2 separate regions of the Mus musculus genome follow, and region 1 is linked to region 2. The links are chromatin loops, found by intact Hi-C in ENCODE. Cell type or tissue: left cerebral cortex. All regions are shown on one strand.

What was found. A loop is a pair of places that touch in the nucleus more often than their neighbours do. Peaks named below come from ENCODE experiments on the same cell type or tissue, not always from the same donor. Only the 100,000 strongest peaks of a DNase experiment are listed, where the experiment ranks them.
Region 1: it touches region 2 in a loop (2.4-fold over the local background); 9 of 42 quality-filtered maps call a loop at or near these places.

Annotation. Positions count from the first base shown.
Region 1 is chr2:129,170,002-129,178,001 of GRCm38, forward strand. It overlaps the pseudogene Gm14026. Among named protein-coding and RNA genes, the nearest start is that of AI847159, 6.7 kb to the right of the region's middle. In left cerebral cortex, CTCF peaks have their summits at 4,604 (motif pointing right) and 6,245 (motif pointing right); a DNase peak (open chromatin) is centred at 4,628; H3K4me3 peaks cover 234 bases.
Region 2 is chr2:129,405,203-129,413,202 of GRCm38, forward strand. No RefSeq gene overlaps it. Among named protein-coding and RNA genes, the nearest start is that of Il1b, 38 kb to the left of the region's middle. In left cerebral cortex, CTCF peaks have their summits at 1,541 (motif pointing left) and 3,458 (motif pointing left); DNase peaks (open chromatin) are centred at 3,498, 4,354, 5,955, 6,670 and 1 more place; H3K27ac peaks cover 4,026 bases.

The DNA of each region.
Region 1 (8,000 bases), 240 kb before region 2:
AGCCTCACTTCTTTTAAAAACATATAAGACAACAATTGAGGAAGATAAGATCGTCTTGAAAAATCCTGACCTCTCTGTCCGGGCCACAATGGCCATCAAATTGTGCTTGGGTGAAAAGGAGATTTTGGAAAAAGCAGTGAAGAGTGCGGCCGCGAACTGGGAGTACTACCGTAAACACATGGAGGAGAGGGCACCACCGCAGAGATACGAGGAGAGTGACCTGGGGCTCTTGGAGGGTGGTGTGGGGGACTCAAGGCTCCCTCTGGTCCTGAGAAAGTTGGAGGAGGAGGCAGGTGTGCAGGAGTCTCTGAGCCTCACAGAGACTGTCAGCAAAGTCAAGGCTGCTGAAAATGGGCTTGTCAATGGGGAAAACTTGATCCCTAATGGGACCAGGTCTGAAAATGAAAGCTTAAGCCCAGAAGAAAGTGAAAACGTGACTGGAGAAGAGTCTTCAGGCAGCATGGCCAAGGTGAAGGAGCGATTTTGAGATGCTCATGGGATCCAGTCGAGCAGAAGTTTTGTACAGCCCACCACATCACCATGTTCCTTGTTAACATTTTTCTTATCGCAGAGAGGAAGATATGTTTTTGCTGCTTTATATAAAAGTGATTTTTAAGTTATTTTAAAGATCTAGCTTCCCTATTTGATTAAGATTGCCATCTTGCTTTTAGGCAGAAAAAAGTAGTGAATAGCAGCGGAGAGGAGAGGAGGCACCCTTGAACGACTGCAGACCAGCTGTGGGCACTTGCTGCTCCTCCAGGAAAGGGTGAGGTCCGTGCTCAGCTATGCTCGCAGGCCTGCTGTCCTCACTCCAGAATGAGTGCTGGCTCTGCCTCTGGCTGCAGAGTTGAGGCTGGACTCTGGAGTGGATGGTGGAGATGAGGCACAGTGGAGAGAAAGCTGGGCTAGGCCATTGAAATAGAGGCTGGATTTCTTAATAAGAATATCCCCAGTACCAAAAGAAAAGGTGAGGTGGCAACCTGATTTTTAATGGCTTAAAATGTTGATGATGATCCTAATTATATAAACACACACATATATCTAGTGATTTCTAAGGATTTGTTTACTTTTTGTGTTCTGTTTTGCTGTATTAAAAACTTGTCCTTTTCCTTAAATCAAAGTAGGACTCGAGTCCTCCTCGTTTTTCACAGTGGCTTTGTTTCAGAGGTACACTGACTCCAGTGGTGTCAGGATGAGGTGGCCCCTGGCTTTCTGGTTCACAACAAGCTAGAGATTTTCAAAGCTACCCTTTTGAGTAAAACCCCTTATTAAAAGAGAAAAAAACATGTTTTCTATGCCTTTGGAAAGACACTGTTTTCCTTCCTCTACCCCTGTTGTTATCAGTAGGCTTGGTCTTTTCATGGTGCTACATGTAACTTGGAAATCTCATTCACACCTTCTTATTGTTTATCATCGTCCTTGTTTGTTCCATTTCTGTCACCGTGCTTAAAGGCTCCAGCGTTCTGTCAGTTGGTCCTATTGATGAGACTTCCGCAGAGATTTTTCGTTGACTTACTATGTCCTCTATGTCTATTATTTCAGGGTGGCTTTTCCTCAGTGTTTCCATCTCTTTGTTGAATTTCTCTCCTGTCTTGCAGCACTTTTCTTACTTCATTTGTCTGTTTGTGTTCTCAGCCAGGAGCTTACGCTCTTTGATTTCCTTGAACACACTTAGAATCTTGAGTCCACAATCTGGGATTTCATCTAACTCACCCTTATTATACACCGGTACTATAGGAGCAGTGGGCTTTTTGGGAAGAGTTTTGTTGTTTTGTGTGTGTGTGTATGTGTGTGTGTGTGTGTGTGTGTGTGTGTGTGTGTGTGTGTATTTCTTATGTTACTGGGTTGGGATTTGTGCATGTGGTGTTATTTCTTTGCTTGGTTTAATTTTTGTTTGTTTGTTTGTTTGTTTGAGACAGGGTTTCCCTGTATAGTCCTGGCTGTCTTGGAACTCACTCCGTAGACCAGGCTGGCCTCGAACTCAGAAATCCACCTGCCTCTGCCTCCCGAGTGCTGGGATTAAAGGCGTGAGCCACCACGCCAGGTTGGTTTAATTTTTAAAATAAATTATTATTATTATACATAAGTACACTGTAGCTGACTTCAGATGCACCAGAAGGGAGTGTCAGATCTCATTATGGGTGGTTGTGAGCCACCATGTGGTTGCTGGGATTTGAACTCAGGACCTTCAGAAGAGCAGTCAGTGCTCTTACCCACTGAGCCATCTCGCCAGCCCCCTTGGTTTAATTTTTAATCAGTTTTATTTTCTCAGTTGAAGTATTTGCAATGTTCCTGTGTGGTCTGGATGTGGTAGAGCTGAGTATACAGTTCAGAAAACAGTTTCTCAGTGCTGGAACTCAGAGGTCCTGGTGGAAGCTCTGGATTCTTCCTTCAGTGTGACATTACAGGGAGAGCCACTACCGTGCAAGTGTCATGCCAGCCAACTAACAACAGTGGTCCTATAACTTTAATAACTGCTGGAGGGTAACCTACAAAGGATAGTGTGGTACCTACTTTGACTTTACCTAATAAGATTAGGATGGGGAAAGAAATGGAGTGGGTGAGGAGAGATATAAGTAAATATATCGAGGTTGGGAAAGCAGCTAGGGAGGGAAAGTTGCCTGGGACTCTGTTAGGGTCCACAGATTTTAGTAACTTTTAAAGCGATGGAAGGTTATAATTCAGATCTAAAACAAGGGGAACCAGAGAGATGGCTCAGAGGTTAAGAGCACTGGCTGCTGCTCTTCCAGTTCCACGGGATCTGACACCCTCATACAGAAATACAAACAGGCAGAATACTAATGCATAGGAAATAAAAATAAATAAATCATTAAAACAAATTAAAAGTAAAAAGAAGCTTTAATATCTTGAATCCCAGCATTAAGGAGGCAGAGGCAGATGGATCTCTGTGAGTTCCAGGCCAGCCTAACCTACATATAGAGTTCCAGGTCATCCAGGGCTACAAAGTGAGACCCTGTCTAGGAAAAAAAACAAACAAAACAAAAAGAGGAACAGAAAGAGTAAGAGCAAGAAGACAAGACATAGGCATAAGGTGGGACGTGTCTGAGATGTGGTTGAAGAGTATACTAAAGAATGCCTTAAAATAGCCGGGCGTGCTGGGCGTGGTGGAGCACACCTTTAATCCCAGCACTTGGGAGGCAGAGGCAGGCAGATTTCTGAGTTCGAGGCCAGCCTGGTCTACAGAGTGAGTTCCAGGACAGCCAGGGCTACACAGAGAAACCCTGTCTCAAAAAAACCAAAAAAAAAAACCAAAAAACAAAAAAAACCCTGTCTCGAACCGCCCCCTTGACCCCCAAAAAAGAATGCCTTAAAATAAGCTGGGTGGGGAAATAAAAACCAGTTCTGCTTTGGAGTCCTCTTTTCTAGCACACCATGGTGGATGACAAGTGATGCTGGAAGCCGGAAGTGACCAGAAAGTGCCAGTTCCCACTGAGCATCTCCACAATGCCTGGGGGGCGGGGGGCGGGGAGGAATGCCTTTCAGCTCCAGGCTCTTCCCGAATTATAGTCCTAACCAAGCAGGCGCAAATCTATGTATCTTAAACTGAGCATGCGCTGGAATGGACCCTTCTGAAAGTGCCGTTCCCCCATATGAATATGTATAAGCCTGCTTGCCAATTCCTGACCCTTTCTCTGTGCTCTCCTGCCTGCAGGTGATGAGAATCCTGCCCGGTTTTGTGTCCTGGCTGGGATTTTCAGCCTTGAACTTGAAGTTACCTACACAGCCACGGCTGGAATGCTGGCGCCAACTTTGCTGTCTTCATTTTCTCCGTTATATTCAGTGTAGGACCCCACTCCACAGGATGGTGCCTCTCACTTTCAGTGTGAGTCTATCGCGCTCTGTTAAACTTCCCTAGAAACACCCTCACAAACACACCCAGAGGTGTGATTCCATGCTGAGTTTAAATCTTATTTGCCAGTGAAGATGAACTGTCACACTTACTACTGAATAGGAAAGCACATGTATTAGAATTTCTATGCTGCAGTGAACTCCATGACCAAAATTTACTTAGGGGAGAAAGAGTTAATCTTATCTTACAACTGTCAGGTCACACTGCATCAGTAAGAGACCTCAGGGCAGGAGTCTGGAGACAGGAATGGAAGCAGAAGCCATGGAGGAATCCTGCCTCCTGCCTTGCTTCTCAGGCCTTCTTCCGCCTACTTTCTGATACACCTTAAGACCATCTGCCCAAGGGAGCACTCGCTCACGTCAACCTAGATGGAGGAATTTTTCTTAACTGGATTTCCCTTTTGCCAAATGACTACAGTTTGCCAAAACCAACCAGCACAAGTGAAAGAAGCAGGCCTAATAAAAATATAAACCCCTCTCCACCAAAAAAAAAAAAAAAAAAAAAAAAAAAAGATTCCGCAGTTGTATGATTCTGTGTGACACCTGAGCCAGACTTCGTGAAGGTTCCCCATCGACTAAGCATCTTGTCACGTGGCCTGCAGGCCTGGATCTGAAGCCTCACCCTAAAGCAGATACTAACAGCATAAGGAGAGGAGGTCCAGGTACTCCTTGGGAGATGACCGGATGCAGTCAGTGCTCCATCGGGTGCCTTGACTTAGAACATCCCAGCAGAGGGCAGTCTGAACTCAGGCACCACTTTCCCCAGTCACTGGTTAGCCAACAAGGCAGATGGGTACCTTGCCCCCTCACTGCCCATGGGAGCTTGAACGTGGTGCCCACTGCTGGCAGCAGCGTCACTAGAGAAACAGGACGCACAAGGACACTGTGTAAAAAGGTTGTTTTGAGTTCTCCCCAAGCCTGGCATCCCGCCACACTCCCCATCTAGGATCCTGGGTTAAAGGCTCCTCCCTGTGCCGGCTGCTCTCTATTCCCACTCACTTTCAGATTCTGTTTCTCTGAGGCATAGATTCTTAGAGTCTTGGAGGTGGAAGGTTGGTTGCAGTAAGTCTAGAAGTTGGCATGTCAAATAGCTTCAAGGGCAGGTGGGGAGCCTAACTGGTGAAGCTGTTTTAGGAAGATGATGGCAGCTATGTTGAAGGAGGGAGGTGAGCCTTGTGAAAAAACAGCTCAATTCTATTGTTTTTCTAACAAGAAATTTGGCTGGGGTGGAGGAGGGGGAAGAGGAGGAGGAGGAGGAGGAGGAGGAGGTAGCTTGAGGGATGGATCAATGGTTAAGAGTATTGGCTGCTTTCCCAGAGGACCCTGGTTTGGTTACCCAGAATCCACATGGTGGCTTACAACCATCTGTAACACCAGTCTCTGGGCATCTGATACCTTCTTCTGGCCCTCTGGAACACTAGGCACACACCAGGTACATAGACATACCTATAGGCAAAACACCTACAAAATTATTTTTTAAAATTGGGGAGGATTTTGGAGGAGTTGGGATGGGAAAGAATACGATCAAAATATATTGTATCAACAATTTTTATTTAAGAAAGAGAGAGGGGGGAGGAAGGAAGGAAGGAAGGGAGGGAGGGAGGGAGGGAGGGAGGAAGGAAGGAAAGAAAGAAAGAAAGAAAGAAAGAAAGAAAGAAAGAAAGAAAGAGAGAGAGAGAGAGAGAGAAAGATGACCATGGGTTGAGTTGCATCATTGGTGATCAATTACTTCCTGATTTAATAGAAGAGAAAGTTAAAGGTCCAGAGAGGAAGAGCTGCTGCCTACCCAAGGAGGGGTTCTATGCCCTCTCTTACTAGAACCTGGCATGTTAATGTCGTGGTACCCTGGAGGAAAAAGGTGAATATAAGCAGAAGTAGCTGGACATGGTTGAACTTTCAGATCTGTCAGGCTGGTGGCTGCTGATTAATCCGAGATTACCTCATTTCCTTCCTTAGCCAAAGACAGCTTGTTTGGAGAAAGCAGCCTCCCCTAGGGCCCAGGGCACTCCTTTTCCTCAGTGAGTCACAGCCTCTGAACCCACTGTGGACAGCCTGACTCCAAGGCAAGAGTCCTCCCACTCCCACTTTTTCCAATGGACACTCCTGTCAGAGGCACTCCACTCCTTCAGCCATCTCTCTATAACTTAAACTAACTTACTCAGACATATTATATTCGCCTTGAAATGGGATCTTATGGGTCCAGAGGATTGCCAGTCTTCAATTTTTTTTTCTTCAAAGATTTATTTATTGTATGTATATGAGTACACTGTAGCTGTACAGATGGTTGTGAGCTATCATGTGGTTGCTGGGAATTGAACTTCAGGACCTCCGCTCACTCTAGCCCTGCTTGCTCTGGCCCAAAGATTAATTTATTATTATATGTAAGTACACTGTAGCTGTCTTCAGACACACCAGCAGAGGGCGTCAGATCTCAATTATGAATGGTTGTGAGCCACCATGTGGTTGCTGGGATTTGAACTCAGGACCTTCGGAAGAGCAGTCAGTGCTCTTAACTGCTGAGCCATCTCTCCAGCCCCAGTCTTCAATTCTTAAAGTTCATGTTTTTAAAAAGGTATAGGCATTGCTTTAGCTGGGGTTCCTATAACTGTGAAGAAACACCGTGAACAAAAGCAACTTGGGAAGAAAGGGTTTGTTTCATTCTTAGTTCTCTAGAACAGCTCACATCAAAAGTGGGAAAGGGAGGCACGCATGCAGGGCAGGAACTTGGAGGCAGGGGCTGATGCATAAAGGGGTGCTGCTTGCAGGCTTGCTCATCATGGCTTGCTCAGCCAGCTTTCTTATGTAACACAGGACCCCCCCCCCACACACACACACACAATGGGCTGGGACCTCCCACATCAATCACTAGTTAAGAAAATTCCCCACGGGTATGCCTACAGCCCAATCTGGGATTAAAGGCGTGTGGGTATTTTCTTTATTGAGGTTCCTCCCTTTCGGTTGACTTTAGCTTGTGTCAAGTTGACGTGAAACTAGCCAGCACAGATGCAGAGCGTGGTTTTCCTGCAACGTGTGCAGGACTCCTGGACGCTGCATGAGCCTGAAAAGGTCTTACAAGTGGTTTTTAGGACGCCAGTGTACACTAGCATTGTGTCCTCCTCTAGGAGGATGAGCAAGGCAGAAGCTTGGTTGTGGATACTTCTTTGCCTCCTCAGTTGCAGGGACTAGGCTGTGGCTACGTAACCCCTCACAAGGCTACGTAGGTCTCTTTAGGTCTCTGGCCAGGATTTGAAATGAAGCTAGCCCTGGGAAGAATGTTATTTCCTTGTCACTATGACTAACTCCAGTGAGGATTAACACAAAACAAATCCCTTTGTCATGGGCTGTCGCTGGTCCTGATCCTCCCAGCCAGCAGACACCAGAGGAGGGGGGTGGCAGAGTGGGAGGACAAGGACTAGAAGGAGGAGGTGGTAGTTGTGGTGGTGAGGCAGTCGTGAAAGAAATTACCTCAAGAATACCCTCTAGGGGAAGAAGTAAGAACAGGTACCTATTTGTTCAAGAAAAAAGGAACAAAAATAGAAATTAAAAAAAAAAAAAAAAGCAGAGACTAATGAGCTTAGCTACCTGCTGTAGGGCATGGCAGAGACAGGACAGGAGGGATAAAGCAGATGGAGTGGGAACAGGACTTCTAGACAGAGCCTTTTGTTCTGACATGACATTTAGGAGCCACTGCAAAATTAAAACTGAGAGTAAAATTTGGAAGAATATGGAGAACCCTAAAATCAAATGAAAAACAGAAATAAACAAATTAAAAGATAATGCCCTTTGACCTCCATCTTGCCTCTTTATAGTTAAAGCAATCAAACTTTTATGACGCATGAAGCAATTAATTAAACAATTCATTTAATCTCTGTGATTTCCTTTAGTCATGGCTACTTTGACAAGGCCTGGGATGGGTGATTTAAAAGTGCTCTAGGCCTCTGTGGGAGATGCTCCTAATCTGGCAGAGACTTGATGCCTCAGGGTTGGGGAAATACCCTGGCGGGGTTGGGGCGGGGCAGGGGGGCCCTCTCAGAAGAGAAGGGTATGGGGGAGGGTCTCTGGGGGGGCACCAGGAAAGGGGCAGCATTTGGCATGTAAATAAATAAATAACAAAAACCAAAAACCATTGA
Region 2 (8,000 bases):
TTTTGAATTGTGGCAAGTCCTCTTTGAAATATTATATGCCCTCTATTCTATTCAGACATTTCTAACATTCACTTCATTTATGTCTGACATGTTATTTCCACACAGGAAGGGTCTTCCTGAATCACGCCATCTAAAGTAAACCACACGGTGGCGGACAGTGTGGATTTGACACTTTAGTGTGGCCAGGAAGCTACCCAGCCACGACATGTGTATTATTTCATGTTATCCTTACAACACCACAAAACAACAGATTTGATCATCCTCTCGTCTTTGTAGGGTTATAAAATAGGTTTAGAAGTCAAATAGGTTCTCTGGTTACTGTGAACAAAAAGTAATGGGAGGATTTGCTCCTGAATCAAACACCTTTAGCTGTCCTGTACAAACAAGCTCCATGTCCCGATTTGACATCTTTCACTAACAGTTGCAAGAATTACACAAAACACAACCTGGTGCTAGGAACTGAGAAGTCACTAGCCTTGAAAAAGAATCAATATAGGATTACATTAAAAATAGAAATCAAATTAATTTTATAGAACAGGGCAGATAGAAATGTGATTATAAAATGCAACTGTGAACCCAGGTTGTAACTTAGCATTTTCTAGTTTCTATTTTTTTAAAAATTAGAAGATAGCTCAGTGAGGTGGCTCCTGCTGGTTACCCCTGTGCTCAGGAGGCAGCACAGGGTGATCAATGCAAGTTTGTGGCCAACTTGATCTATATAGTGAGATCTAGGTCCACCAGGACTCAATAATGTGAGTTTGTCTCATAAAAGAAAAAAGAAAAGGAGAAAAGAAAGAAAAAAATAATTAATAATAAAAAGAAATAGGTCAAATAAATTTTAATATATTTTGTTTAATTTGAAATATCAGAAATATTATTCGAATATGTAATCATATAAAAGTTATCAGTGAGATTGTCTACATCCTATGTTGTGCTTTGTACATAAGATGTAGTGTGTGTTTTAGGCTTTATATTTCAGTGAGTCCCATTTCAAGTTCTCAGTAGCCACATGTGGCCATGGCTGCCACTCTGAACAGTACAGGTCTACAAATAAAGAAATGGAAAGGCATTTCTGGAGGGATGGTTGCTGGGTGGCAGGGTATAGCCAACATTTAAGGGGTTGACTGGGAGCCAAATGCCGAATCAACAGGAAGTTAGAGGACATGGTTGCTATGCCTACATTGTCACTTCGATTGAAGTTAGACATTTTGAAAATTAAGGCAGTCACCCAGTACGCCCAAAGTGTGGTATAATGAAAGAGAGCTCGTGCTAGCTAGGTGTAGAATTGCCAGACGCAAAAGTTTGAGTTTCATCTCCCATCAGCCAAATAGCGTCAGAGACAATGGGGATTGCGGTGTTTGTCTCACAGAGATGTGCATGTATTAAACCGCAACTCAGAGCTCTTCCTGTTCAGGCTTGGCAGGTTCTGCCCCGAGATGACCCATCCCATGTACTTTGTGCAGCCTACGAAGCAGGAGACACCTGAATCACGGAGGCAGCTCTTTACTACTTTTAACTCCAGGTCTAGGGGAATCTTACGCCCTCCTCTGGTTTCTGAGGGTACTGCACCCACATGTATATTTTCCCACCCACTCCCCAACCCCCTCACACTGGCACCATACACGTAAATGAAATAAAATAAGTCTTAATAAAGCAAAGTATAACTTCCCAAATAAAATAATGTATTTAATCTCAGGTGAAGTTCTCCTCTTGTACTGTGGCAGAAACCAGCTTTGTATTAGGGATCATGTGGAAAGGCATTGTTTGTGGTGGCTCTGGAAAATGCTGATATATGTCTGGCTGCATGACCTCAGATCATGGGCCTTGAGTTCTGTGGTTCCCACTAAAAGACAGCATGGGTCCTCACCATACTAACATGCTTCCAGGCCTGTAGACCCCTCTGTGTGAGATGTAGAATAAAGGAAAGTTTTAGATTTTCCTCTGATCTCTGGACCACAGAAAGCTCGTGTTGCCTGTATTTGCACAGAATTCAGTACTTTCTTGCTATGAGTGCCATCATTTCTATCTCTCTACAGCTTGTAGCTTTCCTGGCTCCCAGTGGAGCCACAGATGTCTAAATACCTCTGGGATTTTGTCTTGCTCCTGTCCCAGAACCCAGCCGGAAATAGGAGGGGCAGCAAGTACCAGGGCTCCTCTAGGATTCCTTCTTCTTCAAGTGTCTTCCCTCCTGCCTGACCATCCTGTTCCCAGTCCTGGGAAGGCTTATTTGGCTCTAACATAAAGGCACAGCTCTGAAAAGTGTAGGTTAAAGGCAGGAAATGTCACAACAAATAAACGGTTCTCTGAGAAAAATTACCCCGGAAGTAAAAATGACCCCACATTGAAGGACAGCCAGAGCTACTTGTTATAACGGGAGAAACAGATTCATTTTAGGACTGTTGCAATGGGGAAAGAGAACGCAGTGCAGAGCTGGGCTGGGTTCTGGATACAGCAGGGGCAGGAGAAAATCTACAGCAGGGAGCACGGTGGGTGGCAGAGGGTGGCACAGGATAGACAGGAAATATCAGGAGGCAGGAAGGTTCTTGGTATACTCACCTAACAGGATTTTTGCAGATGACTGGGCAGGACACTGCACGTCACCTGGGCGATGATGACTCAGAGTGAGGAACGTGGTTAGACGTCAGGGCGAGAAAGTAGCCTGACTGCGCGGAATTCCTGCTAAAGTTTGATTTTAATCGAGAAACAGAAGGCCTGGGTCAGGGATCAGGATGTCGACTAAAAATGGAACAGGGATCAGGACGCGGGCCACAAACTTAGTGAGGAGGAGAGAGAACCTTTGTGCCTTTCACTAGGACAGTGTCACTTCACTCCTTTTGGGTCCTCAAGTCAACTTTTATCTGGAGCAGTTTTAGGGAGCCGGAGATGGAGAGGGAAAAACAGAAAATGCCCAAAGAAAATAAGTGGGTACGAGTCCGCTCAGTGGGGAGCAGGCGAGGGCATGCATGTGGGAAGACTTGGTTAGATTCTCCAATTCCTTGCGCTGTCAGTACTGCTCAACTTTGCCCCAGACCTGGTCTATGGACTTCTGACCATCAGAGAGGAACACATTGGAGGCAAAAGAGGTCAATATCTTATATCAAAACAGGGGTTATGAGCTGCGTTTAGTGTTTCTTTGGTTGGATTGGTTTAAGAATGGTGAGCAAAACCAGGCTTCCTGAAGCTAATAAACCTTCGCTTGGCTGAAAAGTCCCTGCGTTCAGAATCCTGGGCTGGAAATCTAACGTTTTCAATGAAGGTTTTCCTCTGAAGCACGTTTTTGGTTATCATTAGATAGTCACGTTCTACGGATGTTAGCAAACAGATGCCATGTTTACTGGGCGGTCATTTGGAAAGTTCCCTTCCCAGGGATGCAGGCAGCAAGAGCTAGGAGGCCCCTGCTTCCACCGCAGATAAGCAGAGCCGCGACTCAACCCGTCTGCCACCTAGTGGCAGGACGCCCGCAGTTCGAGCGAGTTTACCAAGCTGAGTTCATCAGCCCAGGAACTTCGTAATGCAAAACTGAACTAAATAAAGATAGGGGGAAATAGATATTATAAGAAAAATGCGCTATTTGTGCTCCAGCTCCATGTCAACGCATTGCATCCACAAATAGCGTCCGTATGTGCTAGTCGGTATACTAAAAGTGAAACGTATATTTTTAAATGTGCCCTATCTGTGGCTATAAAAAGATGGCTGATATAAAACTTGGGATGATTCATATTTTACGGAGTAAGATGTAGGATTCTATAATGCTTAAAAAGTATGGTGGGACCAGAGAACTGAGCTGGGTGGGTAGCAAACTGGGTTGGTCTGAAGGAGCCTGCTGTGCAGAAGCCACAGAGGAGGCCGAGGAGGGGGCGAGAGCTCTCCCAGTCCTTGAGGAGCTGGCACTAGAAGGATCACAATTCTCTATTTACAAACAACTCTCTGTTTACGAACTATAGGATTAATTTTTTGTCGAAGTTTATATCCTTGTTTGGACACATTTTCTGTGCTAGAAAGGCTAACAGATAACAAAGAGCATCTTTCTTTTCAGTTCCCATGGGATGTGGATCCACCGTCCCCGCCCCGCCCCGCCCCCACTTCTAGAATTAAAAACCACGGACTTGAATGTCATCTTTCCCTGGCACGCTCATTAATCATTGAAGTTCCAGTTGCTTCCTGGCCTTCTTTTATCTAAGCAACTTTTTTTTTCTAAAATGCAAAGACCTTAGAATCTGCAGGGAAAGAACCAGCCCTGTTTTTATATCCCCGTCTTACCCCAAAGCTCTCTTGGACCCCAAAAGGACCATAACTTGATACCCCAGCTAAACCCTTTCTTTGACATGTATAAATACTGATGTATATACTTATGAGGGGTCCTATGGATGTCACACTTAGCTATAATATTTTCTTTTAAAATCAATGTTAAGCTAGACAAGCTGACTCATGCCGGTGAGTCTAGTCTGATGCTGATCCAGTCTCAAGGGTGCGAGTTTGAGTCCAACTTGTCTACACCATGAGTTCCAAGGAAACTGGACTTGAGGTGAAACCCTGTTTCAAAGAACCCAACCCAAACCAAATCAACAAAAAATACCCCCACTGTCTTATTGAGGTATAACTTACATGTAACAAAATATCCAATGGAGGGTACGTACAACCTCCTCATTTTCAATAAATGTCCAACTCCTTAAACCAACACTCCAATCAAGTCACCCTCTACCCTAACCCCATTGCAGACATGATTCACTTTTTTGTCACCACAGTTTAACTGGGCCTTTCTATAACGTCTTTAGATGGAATTGTGTGTTGTGTTGTCTTTGGTGTCGGGCTTCCCTTGTTCATTATAATTATCTAGGTTTGTTAATGTTTTCATTTCTTTCTAGTGTTTAACTGTTGTACGAATATATACAACATTGGATATACATTCGACCACTGGTGGCAATTTCACGTCAATCTAGATGCTGCAAATAGTCATATATAAGTTTTAATGTCTACTTACATCTTCATTTTTCTTGGCTAGGAATAGACTTGCTGTGTCAGCTGTTCACTGCACGCTTGTTCTCTTGAGTGGCCTGGCCATTTTGAACTTCTCACCAGCACTGACTGAGAGTTTCAGTGGCCCCACATCTTTTCAAGTGCCTTTGCTTTAGTTAATTTTGATGGATCCTTAGAGGCATCCTACCGGCTGTAGCCACTGCCCTACAGTGACTATTGAGCATCTTTTCCTGTGCCAGAGTCAATGAGCCAGTCTGGTGTGCTGGTGGCCGCTATTAGTTCATCGGGTAGATTTTTTGTTTTGTTTTGTCTTGTCTTACTGTGTCACTTTAATTTGTGACACACGATAACCACATAACTGTTGTGACACTGGCTTAGGACATCTAGGGGTGTGGAGAACTGGGTTTTCTTTGATTTTGCAACAACTGTGCGTTTTGCTTATACCATGACTGGCTCCTTCGTTAACACAAATGCATGGAAGTGCCACATATAGGAAAATGTGTTTCCCTTTCTCTACCAAACCGATTTCTCTTAAGTATGTTCACTTGTCCCATAACTTTAAATATAAATTAAATTGTTTTCTTGCATCTATGTGTGTGTGTGTGTGTGTGTGTGTGTGTGTGTGTGTGTGTGTGTGTGTGTAGGTCATAGAACAACCTACAGTTACTGCTTTTCTCCATCTACTCTGTGGGTCCTGAGGATTAAACCCAGGTCTTGGCAGCAAGCACCTTTACCCGCTGAGCCATCCCACTGGCCCCATTCCTTTGTTTTAGAAGTGATTTAAGACTATTGAAAAGATTTGGAAACTGGAGCATAGAAGAGAAAAGATTCCACTGCCTTCAGTTCAGCATCCTCTCCTTTCACAGGGTGATATTTCTCGACCTTTAAGGAGTTCCTTTTCTGCTCTGATTTGCATTCTTGTGAGTGTTGGTTTTTATTTGAATTCAGCTTGCATAGCTCCTGAGCCATGATTAGAACAACACCTCACAAAGCCCCAGCAACATATGAAGCCAAGCAGTGCTGCTCTTGTGGTTCAACAGAGAGTCCTCGAAGAGACTCTGCACACCTTCTCCCAGGAGGGCAGCCAGGGACACTTCAGTATGCACACATGGACAGGATGACCTGGTCTTGGAGTTGGCCTTCTTGTAAGCTTTAATTTGGTTTCAATTTTTCAGTTCAGTAGTTTGATTAAAAAAATATCAGAGCCCAGTGAACCTACGGTACTTAATCATGTCTAAGTAAAGCTTGGCCAGGGCAGTGTGAATGCTGAAATTACCTTTGTTCTTAAATGGTCATTGCCAGTGTAGCAGTCTCTGTGACACCTTCTCCCGCCCCAGAGGTCGGTCTCAAGCCTGCCCATGTCTTGTTTTGTTTTCCTTACTATTTTGTTTGAATGGCAATGGCTTATTCCTGTCCACATGGAAGGAACGGGCTGTACCACTGTTTTTATTCTGCCCCTTTAAGAGCACTCGGTGGGGGGTGGGGGTCAATAAGAACTAAGGAGAATGACACATATGTATGAAATGCCACAACAAAACCCATCACTTGGCCTGCTAACATAGGTGGGGCACGCCAAGAAGCCACCTACATCTCTCTAAGCCCTGCCCACGCCTCAGGGTACAGGTGTTCTTCACTTACCTTGGCTCATGGCTCAGCCTCCTGAAAACTTTCCTGGCTCAGCTCCTCTCCGGCTGGATTTATGTCTCTGACACTGCCATATATGATAAGAGGAAATCCTGCAGCATTCCTGAGCAGCCCAACAGCTCCTGATCTCAAGGGAATGCAAGGTGTCTGTGTCCACTGCCAGGCACAGGCTCCTCAGCTCCTCTCTCATCCAACCCATTCAGCACTGATGCCCAGCAAGACAAGTTGAGAGCATGCTGGCTTCTCCATTCTCCTATTCCCCTCCTCCTTTGCCCCATTCCCTGCCTAAAATGTTCATTACCAGCTCTTCCCTTCTCTGGCAAGCTCAGAGCTAGAGGCACTGTGGGCTGGCTCCTCACTGGACCGGCATCTGGTTTGGCAGGTACTAAATAGATAAATGTTTTTTGGCTGCTCCCTCTAGATCTGAGTGGCCACAGTAAACGATCAGAGCACCTCTGCCCTCTGGTAGGTGGAGGTTGGAGTTGCCTGCAGGTCCTCTGGCTTAGGTCCCCTGGCAAGGACACCTAAGCATGATGTGTTCATTCATTCAGCTTTCTGGGCCATGCAGTTGTTTCTCCTGGCTTCCTCTGAGTCCTGGTTCCTGATGGTTATTACCAAGACTCTGGCTTTCCTTTCTGCCATTCCTGCCTGACTTCCTAGCTAATATTCGATTTCTGCTCAGCAGTGGCAGGACTCTGAGGCTCTGGTAATCACCTAGGCCTCTTTTGGAGAAGAGGAAAAACATACTGGAAGGAAATCATTCCCAACTCCACTATTTGGATTTATTATTTTGGGGTCTTGCTATCTATCCTGAGCTGGACTCAAGCTCAGATCTTCCTGCCTCACCCTCCCAAGTGCTAGATTATAGACATGTGAGAACCACACTGTTCCAAGTACACACACACACACACACACACACACACACACACACACTTAACATAGTTTTGCCCATTGTATAACTTTATCCTAAGTAACTTTTTTAGACCAGTCAAGAGTATTTGTTGCTCTTACAGAGGATCCGGGTTCAATTTTCAGCACCTACATGGTAGCTCACAACCATCCATAATTCTATTTCCAAGAGATCTGACACCTTCTTTCTGACCTCTGCAGGCACCAGGCATGGATGTGATGCACATGCATACACGCAGGGAAACACTCAGACATATTAGATAAAAATAAATCATCTAAAAGTATTTTGAAGTTACATTTTATTTACTTTGTGTTGTGTATGTATAATGTATGTACAATGTGTGCATGTGCAGGCATGGCAGAGCACACATGTGACATTCAGAAGAACTTGCGGGACTCTGTTCTTCCCTTCTACATTGTGAGTCCTGGGGGACTTGGAAGGTCAGGTCATAGGTTCGGTGACAAGTACC